Linked DNA regions of Homo sapiens: region 1 is linked to region 2. Evidence: chromatin contacts called from ENCODE Hi-C or POLR2A ChIA-PET data. All regions are on one chromosome and are shown on one strand. The core of a region is the stretch at or near the end of the contact, and the rest is flanking DNA. Distances in the headings are between cores, read along the strand shown. Region 1 holds the start of ZNF185 (zinc finger protein 185 with LIM domain). Region 2 holds the start of MTMR1 (myotubularin related protein 1).

Evidence for each region. A loop is a pair of places that touch in the nucleus more often than their neighbours do. ChIA-PET counts read pairs that join two places held with the same protein, here RNA polymerase II (POLR2A).
Region 1: a loop to region 2 is called in a map of PC-9, with 17 times the contacts of the local background. The contact joins the promoter of ZNF185 here to the promoter of MTMR1 in region 2. A Hi-C loop is called at or near these places in 1 of 168 maps with a recorded cell type or tissue (PC-9). POLR2A ChIA-PET finds 5 or more read pairs at or near these places in 1 of 52 experiments (BJ).

Annotation. Positions count from the first base shown.
Region 1 is chrX:152,894,924-152,901,706 of GRCh38, forward strand. ZNF185 (zinc finger protein 185 with LIM domain) reads left to right here and starts at 3,144. Exons shown (of 25, transcript NM_001395254.1): 1 at 3,144-3,315. RefSeq lists enhancers at 2,396-2,896, 6,765-6,783.
Region 2 is chrX:150,688,933-150,695,464 of GRCh38, forward strand. It overlaps MTMR1 (myotubularin related protein 1), which reads left to right and starts at 4,464. Exons shown (of 16, transcript NM_001306144.3): 1 at 4,464-4,744. The coding sequence starts at 4,599. RefSeq lists silencers at 4,395-4,464, 4,775-4,914 and enhancers at 5,808-5,907, 5,928-6,007.

The DNA of each region.
Region 1 (6,783 bases), core at 1,894-4,393, 2.2 Mb after region 2:
GGGATTACAGGCGTGAGCCACTGTGCCCACCTCCTAGCCTGGGAACTCTGGGGCTAGATCACCTTGCTTGAGTTCTCTTCCCAGCCCTGGAGATCAGAATGGGGCCTCCCCTGGAGCTGAGGAGTGCTGCTGGCCAGTTCTTTCCCAGCAGCCACCTGCCGTGCTACCCATCTCATTGCTTAGATGCAGCCTCCCAGAGACGCTGCCTCCACGGCCTGCTTGTGAGCTATGGCTTCTCCAGCACAGGGCTCACCACCTGCTACTCCCTGCCTCTACCTTTCAGCCTCTTGCCTGCCCAGACAGCCCAGCCTGGCCCCACCCTGAAGCCCCTACCTCTCACTTAGAGCCTTGCTGAGGGCCTGCTTGTTGGTGGGAAGAGACTGTCCAGTCCCCTGGAGGTGGCACTGCTGCCTAAGCTGGAGGGACTTCAGGAGAACTCTGCCAGAGCCAGGGGGTGGGAGCTGGCCTGTCTTGGAGCTGCGGATGGGTGGAAAAGTGCAAGAGATGTGAATAGGAAAGGATAGGGCCAAGCTCAGGCCAGGTAGGGACAGAGCCCAGCCTGGAGGCAGGCAGCAGCCACCACAGCCTTGGCCTAGAACTTGAGGGAGGTCTAAGGGAAGGTTCATGAAGGAGATAATGTTACTGCTGAGAGAAAGTGGAGGCCACCTGGTGTCCCTGGGGAGGAAATGTCATTCCAAACAAAGGGAGCATCTTGTGCAGCGTCCTGGTGGTATTTGAGCACTTGGTCTATCTGGGTACATGTCATTTGGGCATGTCTGGTGCTTGAAGAGGCTGAAGAAGCCAGCAGGTGCCTGAAGCCTGGCTGAGGTGACTAGAGGTGCCCTGGCAGGCGTGGAAGTGGAAGACTGTTGGGGCAATGGACAGGTGGGCAGGGCAGGGCAGGGCAGTTACCATTCAAGTCAAACCCGTTTGCAGGCAAGATCAGCTGCAGGGCCTGGCAGCCTGGCAGGGAGGGAGGGGTTCAGGGAAGGCTGATCTCTTTGGCTGGAGCAGTCGTGACAGATCGGGCCTGGGCAGAGACTGAGTCACCTGGGACATGGGAAGAGCTTGAGGCCCTGGGGCGGCCCAGCCTGGGGCAGTCCTCACTTGCTGGCCGTGCCGTTGGACACCACATTTGCTCATGCTCTCCAGCTGGGCCCCCCACCCCTGACTCAGGGCTCTTGAACAAGTTTGCCTTTTCCCTCTTCCTTGCCCTACATCTCACCCATCATGATGTCTTCTACCTTCTACCCTTTCAAACTAGGGGCTCTTGAAGAGGACTGGGACCCAGACAAAGAGTATGACACAGCCTAAGTCATACAGTAAACATGTTTAGGAGGTAAGATGCCAAGCCAAATCCATGGCCACCAGTAGCCACAGTGGAGGAGGGGAGGTGTTAGTTGCTGGCCACCAGACAGGGGCATACAATATTGGAAGCAGAAAAATGCTTGTTGGCAAGAGACGGACATGAACAGAAGTGACTTTATATACAACCCCCTAAGCACACACAGGGTCGCCTTCTCCCTATCTCATGAACCCCAAGAAGAAAAGGATGAGGACAGCTTCCACAGCCTCACTCACCCATCCATCACTTCCTTCTGCAAATTCTTCGGATGCCCTGTGCTGGTCTCCGTGACCCAGTGATGAATCAGAAGGGGCCCTGCCCTCCCAGAGCTCAGGATCTAGAACAATAGAGGGTGACAGCCACTATGCTGGATTGATGTCATCTGAGGGAACTAAGGGGTGCACAGAAGGAAGTGATCAGCTCGACTGGGTGGCAGGCAGGGGAGGCTTTCCGGACACTGGGTGGAGGCTTGAAGAATGACTAAGAGCTCACTAGCCCGACGGGGATGAAGAGCATTTTAGGGAGTCCGAGGAGCAGGAGCAAACACCCCAAGGTGAGCGCCATGTGATGTATTCAGAAGGCAATGGAAAAAGGCCAGTGTGGCTGTAATGTATTGAACAAAGGGAAGAGTGGCTGGACCTGCAGGGATAGGTCGTCTCAAGGAGTCTGGCTTTTACCCTGAGAGCAATGGGAAGCCATGGAGGAGTTGCAAGCAGGAGAGCACCTGATCATATTGACACACGTGAACTTTTAACCTGACCTCCGTGTAGAGACTGAGGGAAAGGAAGGCAAGACCAGAGGCAGGGGGACACCAGCAAGGAGGCTGGTCTTCGGGGCCAGGTCTGGACTAGGGTGGTGGCAGCAGGCACAGGGAGAAGTGGGTGGACTGGAGGGCCATGGAAACACCACATTGGCAGGCCTTGATGAAGGAGAAGCAGCTGGTCCATTCTTTTGAGCCTACCACCCTGGTAGGCCAACTCCTGGCCAAGTCCATGCCATTTCTTGGGCTGGCTTAATTGTCTCCCTGTTTGGGAGGCCGTGGGGTGAGGGGTCTTTCCTCCATGCTCTCTCCATCCTTAGCCCCAGCCCAGGGCCTTGCACACAATAAAGCACTCGGTGAGCACCAACGCGTGACACAGGTACATCAAACCGCATTGGCTCTGGGAGTCTGGCTGTATCTCGTCGCCCAGCCTGGGAGATAGCCCCGTTTGCTGTGCCTTGTGAGCCCCGGGTCCGTCCCAGGATGGCCTTCCACGATGAGCGGCTCCCTCACTCTTCTCCTCCTTTCCTGCCTGCAGGACTTCCTGGATGATCTCAGCCGCCAGCCCCCCGCCCCCCTCCCCGCCCCTGTCTGGGATCTCCATCTGTAAAATGGATCTAGGAACGGTAGTTCTCGACTGAATTAACCCGACAGCATCTGTGGAAGTCGTTGGCCCTGTGCCGGGGCCAGATCGCGCAACTAGGAGCGGGGGCCCTTCACGTGGCGGAGGCTTCCCGGCCTGGGGGCCACGGGCCCGGAGGAATTTGCCTGGAAGTTTTCCATCACGGCAGAGCCTTCTGGAGCTCGCCCCGTGCTCGACAAGGGGAGCCCCAGACTTGATTTCTCCAGCAGCCCCGCGGGGCGGGGCCGAGAAGGGGCGGGCGGGCGGAGGACGCTGGCGGGAGAATGTGCGGAATGTGCCAGGCGCCTCTACCTACCCCAGGAGGGGCAGAGGAAGGGGCCGGCCGAGGGGAGGGGCGAGGGGCGAGGCTCCGGGCGGCCGGAGAAAACCTGTTTGTTCTCCTGCGGGCGGAGCCCAGTCCGCGCCTCCTCGCCTCCCTGCGCGCTCCCCGCTGTGCACCGCGCCCCGCGCCCCGCGCCTGCCTCCCCGGCCCGGCCCGGCCCGGCCGGGCGCCGTCCACCCGAGGGAGCCCGCGCCCTGCGACTGCCCGACCCTCCACCCGCCCCACGAGCCGGGCACCGGTGCCAGGTAGGGCTGTCGAGTCGCCATTGGATGCGGCCCTGCTTGGAGGCAGTGGGGGGCACCCAGTCCGTGCCCAGCTGGGGACAAGTCAGGGCCTCAGTTTCCCCATCCATAACCCTTACCAGCTCCAAGCATCTCTCTTCGGGTTCCCCCCGGGAGTCAGTGGATTTCTGGTTTTCGCTGTGAGTGAAAAGACTGACAGGCAGAGGAGGCCAGCGTCCCCTACAGAGGCAAGTGTCCCCCTTGCCAGCCTGATCCCTCTGTCTTGCCCTTTAGGAAAGACACGGTTTAATTGTTAGTAAACGGCGAGGGGCCAGGATGCTCTGAGAGTTGACTGCAGGCCTTTAAGAATCAGGGAATCTCATATCCCTCCGTCCCCCTGTGCCCATTTTATAGATGAGGAAACTGAGACCCAGAGGCTGGCTCACCCAGAGGATCCCCTCAATCGCCCTGGGGCCTGTGAGGTGCATGTGCTGGGTACAGGGCAATCTTGGGGAGGGCCATGAGGATGGTGGCTGCTCACACTCAGACAGAAGGCGCCGAATCAGGTGTCACTGGGTGTTATCGACAGGATCGGCACTGCACCAGCTCTGTGGCTGGATTGTTTTGATGGGGGCAGAGGGAGCCAAGAGTCTGTCCTCTTTGGAAAGGCAGAGGGATACCTTGCCTTACAAAAAGGCCGAAAGCTCAGGTGCTCCTGCCTGATCTGCCACTTCTGAGCTGGGGACACCTGGGTACTCTGTCGGTTTAAGGGGGTGACACGTCAAGCTGCCTCCCACCCAGGGCTGCTGGGGACTCAGATAAAGTAGGTGGTGGGTGTGTCCCGGCTTTGGGACATCTGAGGCATGGTAGGAGTTGTGTTCTTGCTGAGCCGTCGGCACGAAGCCTTGGCATCATGGGAGGCCCCAAAGCTGTGAGCCCCGAGAGAGGGCCTCTCACACCCCATCCAGCAGTGCTTGAGGCTTCAGTACCTGGACTAAGTCCTGCCTTGGTCTCATGGCCCTTCAGACTTCTGGCTGTCGTACCTGGCTGGGGGCGGGAGGCAGGGGTGCACAGGTTGATAGGCCTGAACAGAGCTGCAGAGGTCCTGCCTTCCCAGGGCCTCCGCTCCTCATCTGAAAAACAAGGGGCAGCTCAGAGGCCAGCAAGTGGCCAAGACACAGATGCACAGATGAGGGGCCAGCCTTCTGGCAGGCCTTGGTGCCTCCGCTGTTCCCCTCATCGCTCCCAGGCCACTTCAGGATGGGAAGGAACAGATCCCTCTCACCTGCCCCTCCTTCCAGCAATTCCCAGCCCCTGGCTGGATGCTGTGCATTCAGCCGTGTGGAGCTGATGGAAGGCACTCAGTGCAGGGCCAGACACGCAGCAGGTGCTCAAGATCTGTTCATTTCCATCCTCTGGACACTCATGACTCAAGCAACAGAGGTGGCCCAGGACCACTTAGGATGTTGCAGCTCCGAGTAGCATGAAAACATTAGGGGTTCCTCAGTCCTGGAGCAGCGAGGCACCCCTGGCTGGGAAGATCAGGGAAGGCTTCCTGGAGGCGAAGGGCTTGGAAGCAGGAGGAGGAGCTCGGCAGCCACCAGGTCAAGGCCCGCACGTCCTTTGGAGCTGCTGGAGTCTAACCTCCCCGTTACTCCTGAAAGATCATAAACCACTTCTTGCTGAGCTCCTGCATATGGGGGCCCACAGAGAAATCAGCTCCATGCCTTGCCCTGAGGAGTGACAGAGAGGCCATCTGTCAGTAAGAAGTTGCCATCTGAATCCAAATGGCAGCAGTGCTTGTCCACCTCACTTCCTGCTCAGCTCAAGTCCAGACTCCAGAAAAAGCCTTTCCCACGTGAGGCCAGTGATGCCAGGGGCAGCCAGCGCCTCAGCTCAGCCTCCCTCAGCCTGACTTGTGCTCCTTGTCTTCCTGCCCAGTGTCCCCAAGGCCTCCTGAGATCTGGCAGGGCAGGGACTCTGGGTCCCTAGCACTGGGCCCAGGACCTGGCCACGATAGGCATCGGCACTTGTTCCCTGAACTGTCTTCAGTTGCATGCCAAGCAAACTCCCCCAATTCTGGCTCGGTGCATTCTGGAAGCCAGAAGCCTGCCTTCCTCCTTCCCTACTCAAGCTTCCACAGGTGACTGCCCCCTTTGGTGCGGGTTTTGCTTCAAGCCACAACTTATAAGGTGCCAGGTCACATGTAACACAAGCTTTCCTTCTGTTGCTGAGCCCTGAGGCTGCCCCCACTGCCAGTCCCTGGCGGCATGGGACAGGACCAGTGCCAGAGAGGAGAGCTGCTCTCCAGTGCGGCAACCCCTTGCAGTCCGGGCCTTTGGGCTCTCATGTTTAGGGTCAGTCCAGGGACTTTGCATTCGTTACCACTGTGCCCATAGTGAACCGGCTGATGCCAAGACAAGGGCAGTGCCATCAGGGGACCAGTCCCTGAGAGATGCTCAGGAGAGGTTGCCATCATTGCTTCCAAAGGCCGGGAAGAGGAGGAGGGGCTGAACTGTCCCACACCTGGTCAGGTGTGTGGCAGGTGAGGGTGGCACCTTCATAGCCTAGTGGTTAAGAGAATGGCTCAGAGGTCAGCCTGGGTTCAAACCCCAGCTCAGCCACCATCCAGTTGTGCAAAGTTCGGCCCTTCATGCAACCCCTTGAGGCCTCTGTTTTCTCACCAGTACTGAAGGGTGGCTAAAGCCAGGAGCACCTGCTGCACTGGGTGCCTGCAAGTGCTAGGTTCCTGGCACAGAGGTGCTCTGTCACGGAAGGTAGCTGAGCCAGGACTATGGTGCCCTCCTTCAGGGCTGTGGTGGCAAGGAGTGAAGTGGGACTAGGTGGAGAGAGAGATGCTGACTGGGATGTGGGCCCCTACCTGAGGAAAACAGTTTAGAAATTACTGCTGATGATGCAAACAGTATCTACCCACATTTAAAGTGACTCACTAAAGAACACTTAATTCTTAGGGTGATTTCTCATGCCTACTAAAGTCTGACTCGCTTTCTTTTTTGTTTTCACTTTTTTTTTTTTTTTTTGTTAGAGCTGGGGTCTCGCCTTGTCACCCAGGCTGGTGTACAGTGGCTAGTCACAGGCATGATCATAGCACACCGCAGCCTCCAACTCCTGGGCTCAAGCGATCCTCGTGCCTCAGCCTCCCGAGTAGCTGGCACTACAGGCGAGTGCCACCATGCCAGCACTGTTGTTACTTTTTATCTTTAATTTTTTTTTTTTTTACCTTGAATTGATTTAAAACTCATAGAAAAGTTGTACGAATCGTGCAGAGAACTCCTGAAGCCTTATCTGAATTCCCGCTATTAACATTTTGCCACATTTCTCATTAGCTTTCTTCACTTGTAGCCTTTGGATGGGTCAGAGGGTGGGCAGGGCTGTTGTCAGTTCATTTTTCCAAAGGGAAACTGAGGCACAGAGAGGGACTTGCTCAAGTGCCATTGATTAGAAACTGAGCCAGATTAACTTCTCTCAGGG
Region 2 (6,532 bases), core at 3,214-5,713:
CACTCTTCACCTTGCCTCCCACCACACAACTCCAGCTCCAGGTGGCATACAAAAACCATGTGCCTGTCCTCTTAGAGTGATTTCTAGGAATGCAGTATAGTCAGCCCAGCAACTATGACTAGACCCCCATGTGGGCAGAAGGGGGTGGTAGGGCCTGTGTGTGTTTGGAGACAATTCACCATGACTATCTCCGGTTTCAGCATGGTCAGGGTTCTCTGAGGAAATACATTTACAGCCACGTTAGTAAAGTTGGTATGAGGAGACATTCCAATCCAGGGTAGTAAATGTAAATCTCCACAAAGGACATTTGTTTACATCTGATCATTCATTCCAAGGTAACGAGTAATCTCTCTCCCTGCAGGGGAGAATGGGTAGGTCACTAGTAGCCAGAGTTTCCTGCGTTGGGGTTTTCTCTCCTGTGGTGTATCCCATTACATGTGCAGATACTATCTAGCCTCCTATTGGTCAAAGGCAGTTACAGGCCAGCCCCCATTCAAAAGGAGGGGAAATAGGTACCACCTGTTTTTGTTTTGTTTTGTTTCGTTTTGTTTGAGACGGAGTCTCGCACTGTCGCCCAGGCTGGAGTGCAGTGGCAGGATCTCAGCTCACTGCAACCTCTGCCTCCTGGGTTCAAGCGATTCTCCTACCTCAGCCTCCCAAGTAGCTGGGATTATAGGCATGTGCCACCACGCCCGGCTAATTTTTGTATTTTTAGTAGAGATGGGCTTTCGCCACGTTGGCCAGGCTGGTCTTGAACTCCTGACCTCAGGTGATCTGCCCACCTCGGCCTCCCAAAGTGCTAGGATTACAGGCGTGAGCCACCACGCCCAGCCGATACCACCTCTTAATGTAAGAGTGGCAAGGTTGCACTGCAGAACAGCATGCCACCCTGTAGAGACTGGGGTTCAGGATGCAGATCCAAGATATTGCTGTGGCTGCTGATTTTGCTGTGAATAATAAACTGTCTTTGTTTCGGATCCAGAGGCTTTATATTTTCTCTCAGAGTGTTAGAGTGTGGTGATCAACTAAATTTTCAGCTTGCTAGTAGGGTAAAATCTTAGATTATAACAGCTTCTGACCTACTACTGTGGAGTACCCTCCTTGGAGTGTGGCTGTGATTTGTGCATGGATTCCTATAGCTGAATGGGGAAGGGAGCTGAGCAGGTAGGGGATTACTTCTCTGGATCATTCATCAAGAGCAATGCTTGGGTGCTCTATTGCTGCACAAAAAATCACCCCAAAACCTAGTGGCTTAAAACCATAATTCATTAGTTTTCAAAAATCTGTGAGTCAATTGTATGATTCATCAGCTTCATGTGGTGTTGGCTAGGCCACCAGAATGACTGAAAGGCTTGAAATGGCCTCACTCACATAGCTGGCAGTTAGTGCTGGCTTCTGGCCATGCTGCCTGGGGAACTCAGCTAGGGCTATTGGCTGAGAGCTTTGGTTCTCTTCCATATGGGCCTCTCCCTGTGGCTGCTTGGGCTTCCTCAGAGTATGGCAGCTGACTTCCAAGAAGGAGTATGCACAGAAAGCAAACTGGAAGTTGCAAATCCCTTAAGGGTTAGCCTTGGAAATTATACAGCATCACCTCTGCTACATTCTATTGGTCAAAGGGGTTACAGGGCCAGTCCACATTCAAGGAGAAGGTAAACAGAATCCACCTCTTGATGTATGAGTGGTAAGATCACCTTGCAAAAGAGTGTGTGGGATGGGGGATATTATTGCAGCAGTCTTTGGAAGCACAATCTATCAAATGGACGTAGATGGGGGACTATACAATAGTATTTCTCCAAGTGCAGCAAGCCCCGCATCAGAATCATGGGAGCATTTGCTGAAAATGCAGACTGGGGCTGATTCTTGCACACTAACATTTGAGATCTGGTGAGCTGCAGAACAAAGCCCAAACTTCTTGGCCTACCACCAGTCCAGATCCTCACTTATCTTGTCTGACTTTATGCTCCAGTAACACTCGATTTCTTGGCATTCTCTTGCACATAATAAGCTATTTAACCTACAGATAGAGTTTGGATGTTTGTGCCGTCCAAATCTCATGTTGAAATGTGAGCCCTAATGTTGGAGTTGGGGCTGAGTAAGGGGTGTCTGGGTTGCAAACTGGATTGTGAACATCCTGAAGGTGGACCCCTCAGGAAAGGCTTTGTGCCCTCCCCGTGGTAATGAGTGAATCCTCGTTCTATGAGTTCATGCAAGAGCTGGTCGTTTGAAAGAGTCTGGTGCCTCCCTCACCTTTCACTTGCTCCTTCTCTCACCATTTGACATGCCTGTTTCCTCTTCGCCTTCCACCATGATTGTAAGCTTGCTGAGGCCCTTACCAGAAGCAGATGCCAGCACAATGCTTCTTGTACGGTCTGCAGAACTGTGAGCCAAAATAAACTTCTTTTCTTTATAAATTACCAGGTCTCTGGTATTCCTTTACAGCAAAGCAAAACAGATTAATATACCTACTAATCCACACCTTTGCCCATAACTGTGCCTTCTGCCTGGAATAACTTGACTCCTTTGCCTCATCAAGGATTTACTCATCTTTAAAGATTCAGTTTTATGTCACCTTTTTGGGGAAGTTTTCCTGACCTCCTCTTCTCCTATGGATTGGGGTAGGTGTTCCACATCCTGTGCAATTGTCCCCATTATAGCACTTGCCAACTTGTAATGTCATTGTTAATTTGTCTGTCCCCTTCACTGGATTGTGAACATCTTAGGCAGGGATATGTCAGATTCATCTCTGTCCTCTAAATCCTAAGTGTACTTAACTGAATTGGAAGTATGACAGTGTCACAGTGAATTCCTCTTTGGCCTAATGTTTCTTAAAGAATATGGTACTTAAAATATGCTTAAAGTTGCACTGTTTTCTTTCTGACAATTCTCAGCACAGCTAAGATGCTTGCAGCTACTTGTAACAAAATACCCAACTAAAAGTGGGTGTCTTAGTGTGCTTAGGCTGCCAAAACAAAATACCATAGACTGGGTGGCTTAAACAACAGAAATTTTCTCACAACTCTGGAGGCTGGAAAGTCCAAGATTAAGTGTCCAGCAGGGACCTAGTAAGGGCTCTGTTCCTGGCTTGCAGATGGCCACCTTCTTGCTGTGTACTCACACGGCCTTTTCTCAGTGTGTGCATGTGAGTGCATGAGATCAAGCTCTCTGGTGACCCTTCTTAAAAAGCACCAGTTCCATCAGACTAGAGCTTGGCCCTCATGACCTAATTGCCTCTCAAAGACCCCATCTCCAAATACCATCACACAGGGAATTAGGGCTTCAACATATGGACTTCAGGGGGATGAAAACATTCAGTCCATAACAGTGGGTTAACCATTTGATTTAATAATTTTAGAAAGCCAGCAACCTGCAGTCGGTGATTCTCCAGTGTGAGATAGGAGCTATTATTGTCTGGGGATCTTCCTTTCCTTCCTCCTAGCCCTCCTCACTCTGTCATCTTCTTACCCCAGGCTCACCTCCTCTTGTGCGTAAGATGGCTGTCGGGGCTTCAGGCATCATATCCTCAAAGTTCAGTTTGAAGTTATTAAGCTGGTGGGGCAGGATGGGTCTGGGATGGGCATGAGTAACTCCCTGTCTGCAGATCTGCCTTTTAACAGTGAGCAAATTGTTCCCTTTATATCTTCTTTTCCAGACCTGGGTCGCAGGCCTCCTGTCTACACCCAGAGCAATCACAGGCAAAGAGGCTTAATCACGAGCCACACACCCACTCCCAACTTAATCAGGGGTGAGGTGAGAGGGGATGAGCTGTTGGATATTCGAACCCAAACAAAATGAGCAAGGAAATAAATCTAGCCCAGAAAGCAAATGTCCTAAATGCCTCACCAAGATATTGGCTTGATGTTCATAGCAGTGATTTTTTAATCAACAGAAGTTAAATGTTACTCTTAACATAAACCATGGGCGGAAGCTCCGAGGGCGGCATCAGAACACTTGGTTGCCCTACAGATGGCAAGGGGGTGGGTTTGTGGCGGGGCGGCGGGGTGCGTATGGAGGGGGAGAGTGGAGGGAAGAATGGGGTGGGGAGGAATTGCTAAAATGCACGGAATTGCTCCTGCTTCAAGATGTCAAGACCGAGGGAGCTTGAGCTGTTCTATACCTTTTCCGGGAAGGACAACTGAGGTGGGAAATCATTTTTGATACTTGAATGTCTTCAAACTTCTTTTTACACCCCACGTCTCTGCAGTCAACCCGGTGTGACTATAGAGTGAAGCACGCTACGCATAATCCGTTTGGGGATTCCGAACCCCAGTGGCTCTGTACGCACCCAGGTCGCTGGAGCAGGAGGTCCCAGATCCCCGCTGTAAGGCTCCGTGGGCGAGCGCCCAGGTGGGGCTGGGCGAGGTGGGGGTTCCCGGCGCCGGCCCCGCGCGCCGCCCTCCCCGCCCCCGCTCCCGCCCCCCGACCCCCGCGCGCGCGGCCTTGTGGGTAACGCGGGGCCGCCAGGTGACAGCTAATGGCGGCGGCCGCCTGAGGCGGGCGGGCGGTATAGAGCGGGCGGCAGGAGGCAAGCAGCGAAACCTTCCCGGCCGCCGCTCCCGTCCCGACGGCGGCTTCCCCAAGGCGGCAGGACTCGGCGCGCCATGGACAGGCCGGCGGCGGCGGCGGCGGCGGGCTGCGAGGGCGGCGGGGGCCCGAACCCGGGGCCGGCGGGCGGCAGGAGGCCTCCTCGGGCCGCGGGGGGCGCCACCGCCGGCTCCCGGCAGCCCAGCGTGGAGACCCTGGACAGGTAAGCGGGGCCCGGGCTGCCCCGGCCTCCCGCGCCCCGACTCCCGAGGGCCCCGCGCGAGGCCAGCCCGCCCCCTCCCCGCGCGCTGCGCAGGGCCTGGCGGTGGCGGGGTGGGCGGCCCCTCTTCATCCCCTCTGGGCCCTCCTCCCCCCCACCCCCGGAAACCTCAGCGCCCCATCCGGGGACTGCTGCCCTCGGACCTGCTGCGGGCCGCGCACCTGGCTCACTTCCGCCCCGAGAGCCCCAGCTCCTGGAACCCCGGGAGGGGCTTCGCAGCTGTCAAACCACTTCCGGCGCCGCCACCTGCTGCCCTTGGCGATCGCTTGGCTGTCCCTGCCCAGGCCACCAATCCTCTTGGGAGGGAGATCCCACCCGGGCTCTCCTCTTCTAGCATCACCTTGCCTCGTGTGGTTTTAAGACCCCAATTCTGCTGTGGCTGCTTAGGGTCTTTGATGGGGGGTTGGGAGTGAGGACGGGGAGATGGGACCCCGCGGGCGTGGGAGCTGGTGCAGATCGAGGCAAAAATCTGAGATGGAAAACGTCCAAACTGCTCAGGAGGCAAGAAAACAGAACCATTTACTTTCAGTTCTTCACACTTTGAGGGAACCAGTTTATTGTTTTCATGAACACACAAGCAAGCCTACTGCTTCTGAGGCAGCTGCAGAACTAAGAGAAATCAGTTAGAAACATAAAGTGACCGTGTCGAACTGGGAGGGGCCACCGCCTCCTCCGACGACAAGAGATGGCCTATCGTGTAACCCGGAACATCCAGTTTTCCCACAACTTGGCCATTTCCCTGACACCAGAGTGCACTCAGGCAGCATGCACTGTTGGAATGTAGCTCAGTCAGTTTTACATGCCCATTCCTGCCTGTCTTGGTCATCCCATTGTGCCAAACTTTTGGGAGTTTCCAAAAGCACAGAAACAAGAAACATTCCCTTCACTTTTGTTTCTACCTCAGTGTAATTACAATATATTTTAATAAATTAATCACCCAAGTGGTTAGTGTCACTGAAAACCAGTCACAGCTAAGACAGCACTTGAAATGGTGAGGACTTCACTCATCTGCAAATATTCAACCACACACGAGGTCTGGGCGATTCAGAGAATAGCACAACACGGCTTTTGCTGCCTTACCATTTTGCTAGACTTACCATCTAGTGGAGAATACAAACCAACCAACAGTGGAAATCGAATGTGATAAATGAGATAGGTGGTAGAGGCGAACACAGAAGTACTCAGGATGGGCATGCATCAGAATCATTTAAGAAGCCAAAGGAGACCAGAATGTGTCACCCCCAAATATGCCTCATCTTCTGGTTTCCTTCAGAGATTTTGATGATCAGGGAAAGCCTGAGAAAGCTGACATTTGAGTAATGCCCCCAAAGAGGCGAGGGATCCAGCCATACAGATACCTGGGGGTGATAGTATTCTAGTCAGAGGCCTGTGCAAAGCCCCTGAGGTGAATGTGAGCCAAGTGTTCCTAGATCAGCGAGGAGACTAGGTGTCACTAGCAGGGAGGGAGCTAGGGAGAGACAAGTAAGGGATGACGTTAGAGAAGTCACAGAGCCAGATGGTGGAGAGCCTCAGAGGCCATGGGGAGCCACTGGGGACTTTGTGCAGAGGAGTGACATCATCTGTTGTAGATTTCAGTAGGCTCTCCATGGTGCTATGTGGACAATAGAGTGAAAGGGGAAGGAGCTGAAGCAGAGACTGTCAGTAGGAGGCTATTGTAGTAAGCCAAGTGAGATGGTGGTCCAGAGTGGAGCGGAGGAGGGGAGAAGTGGT